Linked DNA regions of Homo sapiens: region 2 is linked to region 1. Evidence: chromatin loops called from intact Hi-C (ENCODE). Cell type or tissue: MCF 10A. All regions are shown on one strand.

Region 1 (8,000 bases):
CTTGAGTTCTCCCCCTTGGACATTATGAGGCTTTCTCCTCCGGCCTCCTTCCCGTCACGGTGAACGTGAGACAGCCTCCTCCCCGGGCTCCCGACCCCGTCCTTCAGGGCCGCACTGCTGCAGCTTCCACAGCCCTTTCCCTGCCTGCTCTCATCCTTGCTCAGGGCGCCCAATGCCACCTGCTCACCGACACCCCCAGACGCTATTTAAAATAGCCTCACACCTCTCCCCAGAGCTCCACACCCCAATTCTACTGTAGGAACAGCCGGCAGTCTGAATTGGACCTCACACCTCCAGGCCAGTTCCTGGGATTCCCAGGTGTAGGCAACAGCCTTATGGGGCACCCCCAGCCACCATCGCCACTTTCCTGACATGGCCTTGTCAGAGCCTCGGTGTTGTCCTAACAGCCCCCTCCCAATGGGCCCCTCTGCCGGCACCTCCCTCCAGGCCAGCTGCCCTGTGAGCTTTCTCGGAGGCTCTAACACAGCCCCCCTAAGCCTTTCTGTGGCTCTGGCCTTCTCGTGGTACCCCAGGCCTGGCACACCCCAGCACCTCTGACATCTCTAGCCCTGTGGCAGAGGGACAGCAGCTGCCTCTGACCGACCCCTGCTTTGTGTCAGCTGCTCTACAAGGACACTGTGAGGGAGACATGATCATGAGACTGTTTCACCCTAGAGAGACAGCCACGCGCCCAAGGCCGCAGAGCCACACGCTGAATTACAGACATCCTGCAGGTGCCCTGGCATCCAGCCGTACCCAACTTCTTTCCCAGTGCCAGGCACATAGCAGGCTTTCAATATGCATTGGCTAAATGAGAGTGAGGGCGAGCAGGAAAGCACCCTCTGTGCATGAGCAGCCCCGTGTGACTTTCGAGAAGGAGAGAGGGAAGAAAAGATCTGACCGGGAGCCATGAGCCTGGGCTCTGCTCCCAGCTCTGCTACCCACTAGCTCCGGCCCAGGGAGCGGCTGACCTGCCTGCCTCGCTGCCTCGCCCGGAGGATGAGGGCCTGACCAGGGAGCCCGTGTGGGAGGCTGCTTGGTGAAATTCAGCGTGTGGCTCTGGGGCTCTGGGCGCGTGGCTCTCTCTCTAGGATCCGTTTCACCATCTGTGAAATGGGCTTATGATCATGCCTCCCTCACAGCGTCCTCGTAGAGCGGCTGACACAAAGCAGGGGTCAGTCGGAGGCAGCTGCTGTGGCCCCGCCACAACATCCAACATGAACTCTCAACTGGAAGTGAATCATCACCTCGCTCTCAGCACAGCCACAGAACACAGTCTTGATCTCCGCGGATACAGGTTGAGTATCTCTTCTCTAAAATGCCTGGGACCGGAAGTGTTTTGGGTTTCCGATATTTTCAGGTTTTGGAATATTTGCATATACATAATGAGATATCAGGGGATGGGACCCAAGTCTAAGAGTAAACTCCATGTATGTTTCATATACCTCTTACACACACAGCCTGAAGCGAATTTTACACAATTTTGTGCATGAAACAAAGTTTGCGCCCGCAAGGTCGGGAGGGGAACTGTCCACCTGTGGCAGCGTGGTGGCCCTCACAGAGTTTCGGATTTTGGAACATTTTGGATTTTTGAATTAGGGACACTCAACCTTCGTCGTAGGGATGGAGGAAGGACAGCAATCCCTTCAGCCCTACTCTCCCTTTCTGCTAGAAATATGTTCCTTGTGGAAACCGAGTGATGATCAGTATACTGGATTCTGCTTCTAGCACTGCGCTCTCTTCTCCTGGGTAATTTTCTAAGAGACTCGAGGACTCTGTGTTATTTTTTAGGTTAATGACACTCCGTGCTGCCGTGTCAAAGGGCATATTTTCTCAATGTCTTAGTAAAGGACCAAAATGAGAATGAAAAATGTTAAAATCCAGAAAAAAAAGTAAAAGTTTAAGATGAACAAAGGGACTAAAGAGCAATTTTTCACTTTCAAATATATGAAATATATTTCAATTTTCCCAAGACTGGCCCTCTTTGCACAAACATGCCCTTCCCCTGCCAACAGAGTTAAGAAGCAATCAGGAGATAATCAAAAGGCCTCAAAGTACGTGCAATAAATAGCTCCCATATGCCCAGTAAATCCCCAGCTGCAGGCAAATGGTATTCAGCAGCATTGAGGGAGATTTTACTCTTTGTTAAGACAGAAGCAAAGTCAATTATTGCAATTAAACTCTATAAAGATTCCTCGAATTTAATCAAATAAAAAGTTTCTGCTTCAGGAGTTAGAAGAAAGTGTGTGCAAGTTAGGGGAGGTGGAGGCGAGAGGAGGGCAGAGAGGGTGTCCGGGCCGTGGGCCGAGCAGACCAGCGTGGCACCTGGTGTGGCCTCGGTCAGTGCTGGGCAAGGCGCCTTTGGAACCATGCCTCCCGGAAAGCCTATTCGCACGTTCTCCAAGGCCCTCGCTTGGTGTTGAAGGCCTGAACTGCACTGGAGACATCGCTCAGCACACCGGACAGGATGCCGCCCAGCAAAGCTGTGTCAGAGCCACGGGTGACAATCTCTCTCGGACACGTGACCCATGTTGCTGCAGTGGGACATGTGCTCCTAAAAGGCTGGGGGCCCACTTGGATCCAGCCCCGGGGTGGGAGGCGGGGACTGACCCAGCTCCACATTTCAGACCAGAAAAGCAGCCCCAGATGGTTCTGGTTTCACTGATGCACAGAGGCTCAGGAGGCTGCGGGGATGACACAAAGCCCAGGAGGAAGGGCTGTGGCTCGGCGCCCAGACGATGCACGGAGGCTGCTCGGGGCCGTCCGGCTACCCAGGGCTGTGGACTCGAGGCAGAGCTGTCTACATGAGAGGAGGAAAATAACTTTGTTCAAGTACTAATGAGAAGAAAGGATGTAAAAGAACGCCTACAAACCGCTGAAAGACAAGCGCTGGAACCCGATTATCAGCACACAGTGAAGCGGCCCTGAACCTCAAGCCACAGCTCGGCCTGGGCCCGAAGGACAGCCCCACTCAGAGCAAGGCAGGGAAGACGGAGGTACTGGGAGGAGCTTGCACCCTGGCACCGCCTGCTGAGCAAGCCAGAGGCCCTCTCGGGGCCGTGGGTGGTTTATTTATTTATTTATTTAACCAAATTACAGGGCCAGATTACCCATTAAATTCTAAAATCGCATGGCAACCTTTTGTTTTGTTTTGTTTTTTGAGACGGAGTCTCACTCTGTCACCTATGCTGGAGCGCAGTGGTGCGATCTTGGCTCACTGCAACCTCCGCCTCCCGGGTTCAAGTGATTCTCCTGCCTCGGTCTCCTGAGTAGCTGGGATTACAGGAATGTGCCACACGCCTGGCTAATTTTTGTATTTTTAGTAGAGACGGGGTTTCACCATGTTGGTCAGGCGGGTCTCGAACTCCTGACCTCAGGTGATCTGCCTGCCGTGGCCTCCCAAAGTGCTGGGATTACAGGCGTGAGCCATTGCACCCGGCCTGCACGGCAACCTTTTAAACAGCAGAACAACGGTATTCTCTAATGAACATTTATCTGTTGATTAAAACTGGCTGCATTTTCTACGGTAAAATCAACACACACTTGCAGCTCTAATTTGGGATTCCCAGCTAAAGACAAGTGGGAAAGTGGGTCCTACGTACACACGAGAGGCCATGGTGGTGGGCTTCGGCGGCAGCAGCCAGCCCTGTGAGGTTTGGCAGCACACGACAGCAGAAGGTGGGAGGGGACCGGGAAGGTGTCTGGATTAGCACTTCCCACAGCCTGCGATCAAGCTGCCTGGAGAAGCAGGGCTGGAGTGCTGGAGTGCAGATCTGAGGGGAGGAGGCTGTGATTAGCTGTGACCAGCTCATCTGCATCGTGGGCTCCTCCCCCCCAGCAGCTGGGGGCAGAGGGACTTTCTAAGCTGTTGGCTGTTCTGATGAGTCACTCGCCTGGAAAACATGTCATCCAGGCAAGAGCTGGGTTTTCAGGAAACAGCCCTGAGATGGCGGGTGCCCAGGAGGTGGGCTGGAGGAAAACCGTCCAAGTCCAAGTCCGCACAGCCTCCATCTGCGCTGATCAGTCAGAGCGCGCCCGCCCCGGGAACGGAAAGCACGGGTTATTACCGCAGAGAAACGCAGGGTTTCAGGACCCCTGAAATTGAAAGTGAAGGAGAATGACTCCCCGGTGACTTTGCATCAAACATTAAACAGAAAGCCGGCTCTGAGTATTCATTACTGCCGCGGCCTGAAGCAAAGTGTAAATGCAGATGACTTCATGTTTTAACCTCAATGTTTGTTAGGCTTTGTTCCCTCTTTCCTCTTGCTAAAAATTCAACCTCTCCATCACCACCCAAGGAGTATAATAGCTAGATTGTACATTATTTATTCCAAATGCTCTTTTCTGCTATCTTTCCTGTGTGCTCCCTGGGGATGTACACACTTTGGTCTATTGATGAGGGGAGGAGAGAGCTCTGGGCATTGTTTTCGTGGCAGACAGCCCTGCAGAGCCCCCGGTGATGCTCCCATGGTGAGGAGCCCACCTCCACAGCAGCTCAGTCCTCAGTTGCAGTTGGCAAAATCTAGTAACAGAGGAGAGCACGATTCTGTTTCTGAGCCGAATGTTCTCCGTCTGAGCGTCTGAAACCACTCCTCACTCCTTTGTGCCTCCCTCCCTGCCCTTGTTAAGGAACAGCATTGGAGCTGGGACATGCCACTCAAGGTGGAGGCCACATTCCCTCCCTCCCTGGATGAGGCTGGACCAGACACTGCCACAGGACAGGGGGGCGATGGGCATGTGAGCTCCAAGTCTGTCCCCCAGGCCTGAGCTGCCTCGTCCACTCCTCGCGGCCTTCCCACCTGCGGGAATGTTGCTCCAGTGGCCAGCACGAGCTTCCACGGGGGATGGAAGCCTCCAAGACAGGAGCCGCCTGCACCCTGACACCTGGGGCCACGGCAGCCTATGCTGCCTATGCTCACACATGCCCATTTGTAAAGCCCCTGGATCACGGGTTCCCAATGAATGGGTGTTTCAACTAGTACACCTAACTACCTCCAGGGAGAAAGGCAAACCATTCAATGGAGTTTTTCCACACTAACCCAGCCGGTGTCTCAAGAGCGGTGTTGGCTGCATGCCCTCCGTATCCACCTGGCTCAAGCCCTTATAGCCAGGCACCAACATCTTCCTCATCTCTGGCTCAGCATAAAGGCCCTCCACAATCAAGACCAGTACCAAGTCTGTGTGGTTACGCCTCCCTAAATCTGCAACATGGTAACATGGTGGAATGGACTGGCTTCTTGTTAAATTTTACTGTGTGCACAGTGATACACAGGGATACACGGTGACATACAGGCACACACAGGGATACACAGTGACACACAGGGATACATGGTGACACACAGGGATACACGGTGACACACAGGGATACACAGTGACACACAGGGATACATAGTGATACACAGGGATACACAGTGACACAGTGACACACAGGGATACACAGTGACACACAGGGATACATAGTGATACACAAGGATACACAGGGAGATGCTGCTGCCCTCTGTGGAAGTTCACTGTCATCAGAGATCTGACATCTCTGCCTCCAGAGCCTCGGCGGGATTCCGATGGACAGTGATAAAGTCATGCATGAAATTCATCACGAGCAGCAAGGACTGCTCATATCTAAGAAGGCCTGGGGTTTCCCAGTCTTCCAGAAGCCTCCCTCCTGTGTCCAGACTAGTAAACTCACTCGTGTTAAGGACGTGGTGAGAGTGTCTAAGAGTTAGAATTAGACTTCGAATGTTAACACGCCTAGGACAGAGTGGAGGTAAAATTCTGCAATAACGGACTCCACAGAATCAAATGCCTTATTGGAGGGGGATTTTCTCAGGGTGACATGGACTGAGGAATCGTCTCAGCCTCCGTGGGGAATGGAGAGGAGGCAGTGCTGGGGCCTGGTCTCTGGGCAGTGCAAGGGCAAGTACATGCCTTTCTGAAACCCGGGAAGGACGTGGAGCTAGTGCAAGCCAAACCTCTGTGCTTGCCTCTCCTCCCTCCTAAGCACCTTAATTGTGTAGCGCATTTGGGAAAACACACATCGGAACAACACACGGCTGCTATGGAATCTCCGCTGGGAAGCAAAGAGCTGCTTTAAAATGATGTTCCCTATTGGGCGCGGTGGCACACACCTGTTAATTCCAGCACTTTGGGAGGCCAAGGTGGGAGGATTGTCTGAGCTCAGGAGTTCAAGACCAGCCTGAGCAACCTGGTGAAACCTCATCTCTACAAAAAATACAAAACAATTAGCTGGGCGTGTGCCTGTAGTCCCAGCTACTTGGGGGTCTGACGTGAGAGGATTGCTTGACCCTGGGAGGTTGAGGCTGCAGTGAGCCAAGATCACACCACTGCACTCCAGCCTGGGTGACAGAGCGAGACCCCGCCTCCGAAAAAAAAAAAAAAGATGAAAATGATGCTCCCCATCATGGGAAGCCTCTGCCATTCCTGAGGAGCAGTGCACCTGCGATCTCACCTCAACTACCAAACTCCTTTCGAAGCCACTGGAGCAGCGCACCTGCGGTCTCACCTCAACTACCAAACTCCTTTCGAAGCCACTGGACAGCAGCGGCCCGTGCAAGATGGCCCAGCGCGGGGGCACCGTGGGGCGCAGCAGCCCGACGCCGTGAGAAGGCCGTGCGTGAGTGGCTTTGGCAGAGCACCTGGAAAGGGCCTTTTACAAACTGTCAGCACTCAGAATTGGGGGGTGGTCTACTACCGTTAAAGTCATTCCGATAAATTTTCTGCACACATAGTGAACTGATACAGACTGAGAAACCCCCATTTTTTGACATAATGTTTTGGTGGCAGTGAGAGGAGAGGAAATGAGAGAACTGGGTGGAGCTGGAGTTGGGGCGGGGCGGGGTCGGAACTGGTCAGTGGCCAAGGTGGCAAGTCCACCTCAGTCAGGTTTGTTCTCTGGAAACTGAGGCCAGTGGAGCTGCCCTGACTCCAGGAAACCAGGAAGATGCCACAGAACAGAGAAGCCAGCGGGGAGAATCTGTGTACACCTATAGCGTGGGACCTGCTGTCCCGGCTCCTGACCAGCCAGACCACATTTCCAGTCTTTCTTCTCCTACGAGGATCTAGGATCTTCTCCAAATCTAAAGCCCAATTTTTACATTCAATTCCCTATCAAAGTTGGCTCATGATATAATTTTCAGCATTAAATGGAACTGACTCGTGTTTACTTTTTAGCTCTAGATTCACGCTGGCATCCTTGTTGCTGAAAACCTACCCCAGAGAACATGTGTAAAATGCAAGTGATTCTCCCTGAATTCACATCATCATTGATTTCTGTACAAAGAACCCTTTAATATTACTTATTTGGCACTTCCCAGCATAGAAAGACAAGAAGACACGATGTCAGACCTTGCAGAAAATATCCCTAACTAGAGAGGACCCTTGGACACGCACAGGAGGGGCTGAGGAAGAAGAGTGGGGGAAGCATCCTGAGACTCGGCCACAAGTCGCCGTGGACGCCGCCCTCTCCATGCACGCGGCACTGCCATGTCTACGGGCCGCCCCCCATGCTGGGAGCCGAGGCACCGAGGGCTTCACTGAAGCCTCTGTCCCTAGGGGTTCATGGCCCAGCTTGGAACAGGCAGGCTACAGGCCGCTGTCTGGTTGGATGTGTCGGGTTGGATGTGTCTGGTTGGGCTCGCAGAATGTTTTTTAATGCCACGTTAGATATCAACATCTAATAATCAGATAATTAAAAATGAAAATATGAACTTTTGGCTACTCTATGACTGGCAACTGTGGGCCAAAACCGCCCCGCAGAGCCCCGGTTGGACTGAGCACAGCCCGGGCGCTGCCCTACCCATGCCCGCGCCCTCCTGGACACCAGCCCCGTCTTTCTGCTGTCTGAAAGCCCCCACGCCTGCCTCTTAGGCCACTCTACCAGTCATGATTCTCCTCATGTAAAGAAGTATGTAATGATTTCTTCTGTGTGTCTCTAGTTCTGAATTTATGAACAATAATGCCTTAGCCATAAAGACTCTATTTTT
Region 2 (8,000 bases), 110 kb after region 1:
GAGGGGCTTTCACCCCGTAACAGCCACTGGGATGCTGCGCCACAGAACAGCTTTCCCAGCCCCGCCTGCTCTGGGAAGCCTGCTTGGATGTGGGCCTCTGTGGTCGCTTCTCTGTGAGCGGCGTCTGTCCCTCTCAGCACCAGGGCCATTTGGGGCCGGGCCGCTCCTTGTGGGGCTGCCCTGTGCACCACACAATCTTCCGCAGCACCACCCAGCCACCCCCACACCTAGATGTGACAATCTCCAGGTTGCTGGACATTGCCAAATGTCCCAGTGTCCCCTGAGGGGAAAAGTTTCCCTGGTTGAGAACCGCTGCCTTGGAGGAGAGGCGATTTCCTTTCAAACATGAGCTGTATACATTACAGTTAGTGAGACTGCAACAATTTGGAAGTCTGTATCCCTCAGGGAATATAAAACCAACTCTATTAAGCCACAGTGTGGAAAATGACCTTTGATAGCGAATCCTGATTAGAACACGGGATGCAGACCTCATTTCCCATCTCAGAGGTCCTGGGTCGTTTGTCAAGCTCCAGGCCAGAATTATGGCCCCTGCAAACCAGCAAAGGGCAGCCTGCAGCCTCACAGCCCCGGCTGCAGGGGCAGAAACAACGCCCACAGTAGAGTCACTCCTCGTTGTCCTGTGGAATATTCCTCTGTCATCCTGACTGCACCAACCCACACCAGCCCAGAATTGAAAAGCCCCCTGTATACACGGAAGGCTGCTTGGAACACTCAAGAGCTTGTGGCCAATGGTTTTCATTTCTTCTTGATCCAAAACTAAAAGTACAGAGAATAATTCCTAATCAAAGCGTCTCTTCTTTTTCTCCAAGAATCATATTCAAGGCCATGTTTTCTTTTCAAACAAAGAAATAGAAATGGGTTTTAGATAATTTCTTCATTACAATCCACTTTATCTGTCAGGTTATATTAAACATCAGGGGAAGAGTCCGCCTGCCTCACCAGTCTGTCGCCGCAGCCTGAGTTAGCCACCAAGGCAGCCATGGCCGGGAGAGCCCAGCCCACTGAAGCCTGCAGGCTGTCTTCCCACAGAGGGGCAGCCCAGCAGCCCGCCAGCCTCCAAGGAGCTTCCCACAATTCTACATCTCAGGGATTTCTGGTGGAAAGACTGAAACTGGGTTTTGGCTTAAGTTAAATGTGAGCGTTTTATCCCTTTAAATTACAGAGCAGAAGACAAAACGCAAAACCCCTCACATACCAAACAGATGAGTACAAAGAAGAGAACGGCATGTCCCAGGGGAGGCAAGGGGCGTGGTGGCAAGGCATGGCAGGAAGAAGCCCTGGCCTCAGCAAGTTTGCATCCCAGTGGGTGAGGTGGGCAGAACGACACGGTGCCGCCACCCCGTGCTCCAGCTGAAAAGGCAAGCGCAAGTGTCGTGGGGGCGGCTTCTTCTCCCACGGCCCCTCCTCAGATCCAGGCACAGCAGCTCTGACACTGCAGAGGAGGGAACGGGGGGCACACTGGGCAGGTGCAGACAGTCGCCCTCTGGAAGGGCAGGTGGGGTGTCCCAACCCCAACTCCAACCCACCACAGGCTGAGCAGGTAGATGTGATGAGCCTGGAAATTTCTGGCCTCACCACTGTTGGGATGGGAGAACCTGGCCTCGCCGCTGTTGCGATGGTAGAACTCGCAAGCATCTCTGTGGATAGCTGGGATACACAGGAAGACTGCCATCAGCTGAAGGACATGGATCTCCAGGTGGCCTTACCCAAACCTGATTTGGCCATTTCATTAGCCCTGCAAAGATACCATCCTACTTTATACAAACTGGGGTATTTAGCACCTACTAATCAGATCATAGCAGCATTTTCCTCAACATAAAGAAAAATGCCAACTATGCCAGGCAGTAAACATGAGGAAGGGGTGGGTTGCCATGTCTCCTCTCTCCTGACCCTTCCATCCTGGCACTCATGGCCCCCACCTCTCAGGACATGGCCTGGCTTCTCACTTAACAGGAGACAGGCTCCAAGGGGAACCAGCTCTCATGTCCAGCTTCAAAGCTCCACCACATTTGTATTCACCTCTCCTTCCCTCCCACGTCTCAGAGAAGAGTGCTTGGGCTTGCCAAGTCAAATGCTGTATCTCTGTCCTGAATTAATCTTCTCATACCTTCCCATTTCTCATCCTTTACTCCACTGATTTATACTTTCTTCAGCAACCCCCTTTCTCCTATCTACAAACATAAGTTACCTCTTGCAGAAACTAAACATCCCTGCTTAGCCTTGTTCTTTCTTCGAGGTCTCCCCAACAGACAGGCTCCTCTAATCACATGCTCTCTATGTATTTATTGCAAAAATTGTATTACAGAGAAAGCTAGAAAAAACAGTGTTATTCAGTAGTATCACCAAACTTCTGGAAAGATTAGTCTATTCCAGTCCCTAGTCCCTTACCTCCTGTTTAGTCATTAAAATCTAGTTTCCACACCTGTACATAGATACGCAAATCAATATGCATGTGTTTACAGCTTACTACACACAAATGCATCACTTAGCTAAGTCCACGGAGAGGGCCTAGGCCTAGTAACACTAATGCTCCAGTAGTAACGAGCACACAAAGAGGCCACATCTTGGTTTCTAAATCCCACTCTCAAAAAAGCCAAAGATCCTTGGAAAAATGGTTGATCCAGGGCTGTGGTAGAGAAAATGCTAGAAGGTGTGTCAGTGGTCAAAGTTGAAACAATTTCAGTAACAAAATAAATAATGATAATAATAATGGATTATAACCCAAGAAGTAAAATAAATATTAGTGGCTCCATATGGATATAAACAAACAACCAAGTAAATAAACAACAAGAGAAGCAACAATTCTTTCATACAGAAGAATTCCAGTTACTAAACGTGGAAGGAAATAGGGAGGTACAGCACCACCATTAGAACACCAGGATAGTAATTACACATGAATGTTAGAATTAGGGCATGGCAGTTTAAGGAGAAACAGGATATCTGCATACTCTCAAAGTATCTCCTTCAAATGCTTATGAATTATAAAGAAAATAACAACTTCACATTGGAGAAACACACAAGGCACCACTTCAGCCTAGTGATCAAGGTTGGTATCTGCAGTAATAAGAATCACACACACCACGCACCCCCAAACCTGATGCACTGAGAATAACCCATCTGCATTATTCTTCCCAAAACTTTGATCCTCAATCTCATCATGAGAACACATCAGACAAACCCAAAGTGAGGGACATCCTCCAAAACACCTGAGCAGCATCTTACAATGTCATGGTCATGAAAGACAAGAACAGCTGAGGAACCATCCCAGGCTGGGAGGACCAGAGGACAAGGCAGCCAATGTGGGTGGGGGCCTGGGCTGGACCACAAGACATACAGAGGATTACAGCGGCAAGGCTGCTGGCACCAAGGAGGCTGTGTGTGGTTGGCAGTGCTGTAACAACATATGTTTCCTAGATTTGATCGCTGTGCTGAGGTCATGTAAGAGGTTGACACTGGGTAGCTGGATGAAGGACACACAGGAACTCTCTGTGCTGCCTCTGCAACTCTCGTGTACATTTAAAATTATTTCAAATTGTTTTTTAAAAATGCAAACCTAGTTTTGATCCTAACTGCTCTCCAGAAATTACTGAACACATAGTCACCTCTTCACATGCTGCATCCCATGGTCTCTTCCATTCCTGCCCCACCTGACATCTATGCGCCGTCTCCCCTCAAACACACACTCTCTCCCCAGGTCTCCGGCTGCCTCAGCTCATTCTTCCAAAGTTTCCCAGCTTGGGACCCCTCCCTTCCACCCTCCCCTTAAAAACTTATCGTCAGGGGCCTATTCCATTCTTCTTATTCCACATCTTCTCCCAGGCAATCAAATATAACTCCCTGGTTTTAAATACTGCCTAAACATTGAAGTCCCAAAAATGTTCAGCTGCAACTACCACCTCTACAGAGAGTTGGTTATTTTCATTTGATTGCCTGTGACACCTCAAATTCAAAAATTTGAGAAGGGAAAAATAAAACTTATCATTTCCTCTTCCAAACTCAATGATGATGATGATGATGACGGCACTTTGCAACATGCCAAGAACGTGCCACACAAAGGCTTGGAGGGAAGGAAAGGAAGAACTTTTATTGTTTATTTTATGCTTATCTGCACCATTTGAAAAAAAATGAATTTTATAATAAAATATTTTAAAATTAACTAAAAGAAAATCGTGTTAAAAGCCTCATCTTACATATGAGATAACAAAGAATGCACTTCCAATCCCTTGTATTTGTGAAGTCAAAGGAAGTTCCCATCAGCAGCACAATCCACAAGGAATAGGAAGCAGCTGACCTTTGCCCTTAGCTTCATAAAAACCTGAAATATATATATATATACCAAATTGGATAATAATGAAGACTTGTTCTTTTTCAGCTGGCAATAACTTTCTAGCAGAAATGTCCTTCTGGCTATCTTAAGCCTATTAATAAATAACAGGAAAGCTGGCTGTGTTCCTCAACATTCATTTTTTCAGTGGATTAACCAAAATATTTCATCCTTCTCCCCCAAAGTGCATTTCATGTGTATGACTACCAAAATAAGCCCGAGTACCCTGAGGAAGCTTCCAGCATGTTCCAGCATGATGGGCTGGAGACACCCAGCTGCCCAGCCCCACCGACTGAGGTAAGAGCCCAAAGGATGCTCCTGCAAACTGCAGCGCCCTGACGGCCCCGGGTGAGCCAGGAGAGCCCGCTGCTGGGTGTGCCTCTTTCCAGGGCCAGATGCACACGCAGCAGGAAGAGCCAGCATGGCTTCTGCTGCTCCTGCACCAGGTGCGTGCAGGCCCTGCCGAGGAAGTGAGTGATTCTCACACCTCCTTGCTTACCCCTGAGGTTACTCAACTTGCCATCCTTTTTCCCGCTTGCACTTCCGCCGCGTCCAGGAGCCTCAATGACTCACAGTCGTGAGAACAGTTTCCACAGTGCTGCCTGTGCTGCTACGACATCTTTCATCCTACTGACCCCAGGATGACAGAGCACTGGAACCACATCACCTGCTCCCCACGGTGTCACCGGGTCAGAGGGGACTACTTCCTGTCACCAGAGCCCCCTCGCACTCCCAGGCCTCCCCTTGTCTAGCTGGTTCTCACTCCTGCTTGGAGACCCGGCAGACGTAGCCCCTCCTCACCTCCTAGGTGCCTCCCACGAGGCCTTGGTGTTTACCCGGGACTGTTTCTGCCCTAGACGGCTAAAATTAGAGATGGAAAACAAGGGGTCGGGGAAGTGTCTCTCCCGACACGTAAGAAGCAGAGTGACCCCAAACCATAAGATGAATATCCTGCTTGCCTCTCACACCACACTGTCCATACCAGGGGTTCTCAAAGGCAGACAACCCAGACAGCAGCAGAAGCGGCCGCAGCAGCAATTTTGTGGGACACCCAAGAAAGCCAAATCGTCAGGCCCCACCCACGGCCACAGAAGCAGAGGCTCAGGGAGGGCCTGGCAGTCTGTGGCTCCGTGAGCCTGCAGGTGATGCTGGGCGCACTCAAGCATGGGCACCGCAGCGCTATGACCGTGGTTTTAAATGCAGGGCACCCGCGAAGTCAGTGCAGCTGCACTCTCAGGTTTTGTATCTCTTGGCATCAAGGAAATCATTTGTTTGTTAAAGTTTAAGCTCTCATAAAGAAATACTCCAAACATTTCCAGCACTTCTCCCAAAGAAATGGAGTTTTTGTTAATGGCCTTCTACTACTGTAAGCAAACACAAAATGCTAGAATTTCTCAGAAAAGAAAGGTCAAGTTTACCATAAAACTTTTTCTTGGACACCGCTAGATTCTCAAGACGAATAAAGTAACAATTTTAACAAATGATAATTGTGGTCTGACATAAATATCACTTTTTAAAAATCACGTATTTTTCTGATAATAGTGTATTTCAAAAGCTTTATGATCCATCTTTTTTTTTTTGAGACAGTTTCTCTCTTGTTGTCCAGGCTGGAGTGCAATGGCACGGTCTCGGCTCACTGCAACCTCCAAGTCCCAGTTCAAGCGATTCTCCTGTCTCAGCCTCCTGAGTAGCTGGGATTACAGGTGCCCGCCACTATGCATGGCTAATTTTTTTTTGGTATTTTTAATAGAGACAGGGTTTCACCATGCTGGTCTCAAACTCCTGACCTCAGGTGATCCGCCCGCCTCGGCCTCCCAAAGTGTTGGGATTACAGGCGTGAGCCACCGTGCCCGGCCCATGATCCATCTTTCAACAGAAGCAACAATTAACTGTATACCAACACAAGAGGCATCTATTTGATAATGACAATCCCAATTAAAAAAACAAAAAACCAATAAATCCTATTAAATAATATTTATTTAGAATTGCTCATGGAATAATTATTTAACTGTAATAAAAGAAGGGCAGAGGAAGTACCAAAAACACCACCACCAATGACAATAAGCTTGCAGCCTTACGGATTTTACGGGACTGGGGTTTACTGGTGATGTATACTCCCGAGTTGTCTGTTCACAAGTACCGCTTCCCCCCACTCCTGACCTTTCGGGGCCACGACCCCCTGCTTCTGGATGATATGTATTCAAGAACCCCCTTCAGGAGGAGGAGGAATCTGCTGACCCCTGTCCTTTGCCCTCCTCTGAGAATGGTGGCACAAGTCCATCTTTAGTCCAGGGAAAGCTGCGGCGGCAAATCCAGATGAGACCACAGTTCCTGGCTGAGAGTTTAAAGGAAGGCTGTGCCCTTAAGGGGCTTTACAGGAACGAGCCCTGAGAAGATGCCACTTTAATAGGGCTGAGAATTCTGATTCACATTCTGAGTTCTCTGGCAGAAGATGTACTCAGCATCTTCTCAGAAATGGGGAGCTGCTTATTTTGAACAGGACTGCTTCACTTGGAATATAAAGTGCTCTTCTTGCTAAAGGGCCAGACTCCTTGGAATAATGGATATCAATTCCATCTCTGTTCCCCCGGGCTGACAGGTACCCTTCCCGGCTTCCCCCATGCCATTTTCTCCCAATTCTCCTCCCCATCACCTGCCAGGATCCTCTTCTGCTCCCCAGATTTCACTCTCTTGGCCTTCTTCGGCTCTAGAAACTGTATTTTGGGAACCGCCCGCAGCATGTCTGCCCCTACTTCTCACGACCCCATACTCATGGACCTCCGGCCTACTCACAACCTGAGAACAAATGCCCACAAGCTCCTTCTTCTCGCTTCTGGTGCCTGGTCACAGTCCAGGTCTCACCTGCTCCCTCTAACTCAACCTCCACCTGTCCTAGGAAGGTCCTGAGGGTCGCCCCACCAGCCTGACTCAGGGTGCCGCCACTGGCCTCTTGTATACGACGGCCTTCTACCTGGAGTTTCTCTAGCCAGTCTTTTCTCCCCAGAGCCAGGCTTCACACGGCATCAAAAGGATTTATCTAAGCCCACATCCCTAAGAGTCTGCGAGGTGCTCTATGCCTTAGCCTGGAACACTTTCTGGCCTTCTTTCTTTTGAAACCCAATTCAGGCTCCAGGCTCCCATAGCACAGAACTGCTTGTAGTTTCCAATGAATACCATGCTGGTTTATTATATCATCTACTTCCTCTGAGATCATCCCCTCCAGTCCCCTCTCAGGGACAACTGTTGCCTTTGTTCTCTTCTGTAAGACTCAGCCCGAGCAAGCACCGCCTTCTCCAGGAGGCCCCCTCCAACCTTGCCTGCCCACCATGGCTGGGCTGGCACAACTCTCTCTCTCTCTGAAGGGGCCAATATTTTCCCTACATTATCACAATACATCATCATGCAATTCGGCTTTAAGCTAGACTTATAACCAACAATCAGAACAAAACAGTCTTTGCTTTCCGTCTGTGCTCTCCATGATAAGATCCATTTTATGTCCCTATTTAATGTCCGGAGGGGTAAGGGTAGAACATAGTGCAAGACAAAAATGGCCTTTGAGGATGATTTTGGCAGAGGGTAGGGGTTAGGTTGTAAACACCACAGGAAGACCACCGAAGAATTAAAAATTATCCTAAACCAAAAATGCAAAACCACA

The links. Peaks named below come from ENCODE experiments on the same cell type or tissue, not always from the same donor. Only the 100,000 strongest peaks of a DNase experiment are listed, where the experiment ranks them.
Region 2: a loop joins it to region 1, with 2.9 times the contacts of the local background. A loop is called at or near these places in 4 of 110 quality-filtered maps.

The regions. Positions count from the first base shown.
Region 1 is chr17:80,829,149-80,837,148 of GRCh38, reverse strand. The region is part of intron 9 of RPTOR (regulatory associated protein of MTOR complex 1); the gene reads right to left. Among named protein-coding and RNA genes, the nearest start is that of CHMP6, 160 kb to the left of the region's middle. RefSeq lists enhancers at 2,214-2,985, 3,755-4,064, 4,531-5,303 and a silencer at 3,710-3,926. In MCF 10A, no CTCF peak of the experiment used is centred here; a DNase peak (open chromatin) is centred at 3,858.
Region 2 is chr17:80,718,221-80,726,220 of GRCh38, reverse strand. All of the region lies in intron 4 of RPTOR (regulatory associated protein of MTOR complex 1), which reads right to left. Among named protein-coding and RNA genes, the nearest start is that of RPTOR, 180 kb to the right of the region's middle. RefSeq lists enhancers at 1-449, 4,214-5,413. In MCF 10A, no CTCF peak of the experiment used is centred here; DNase peaks (open chromatin) are centred at 1,240 and 4,870.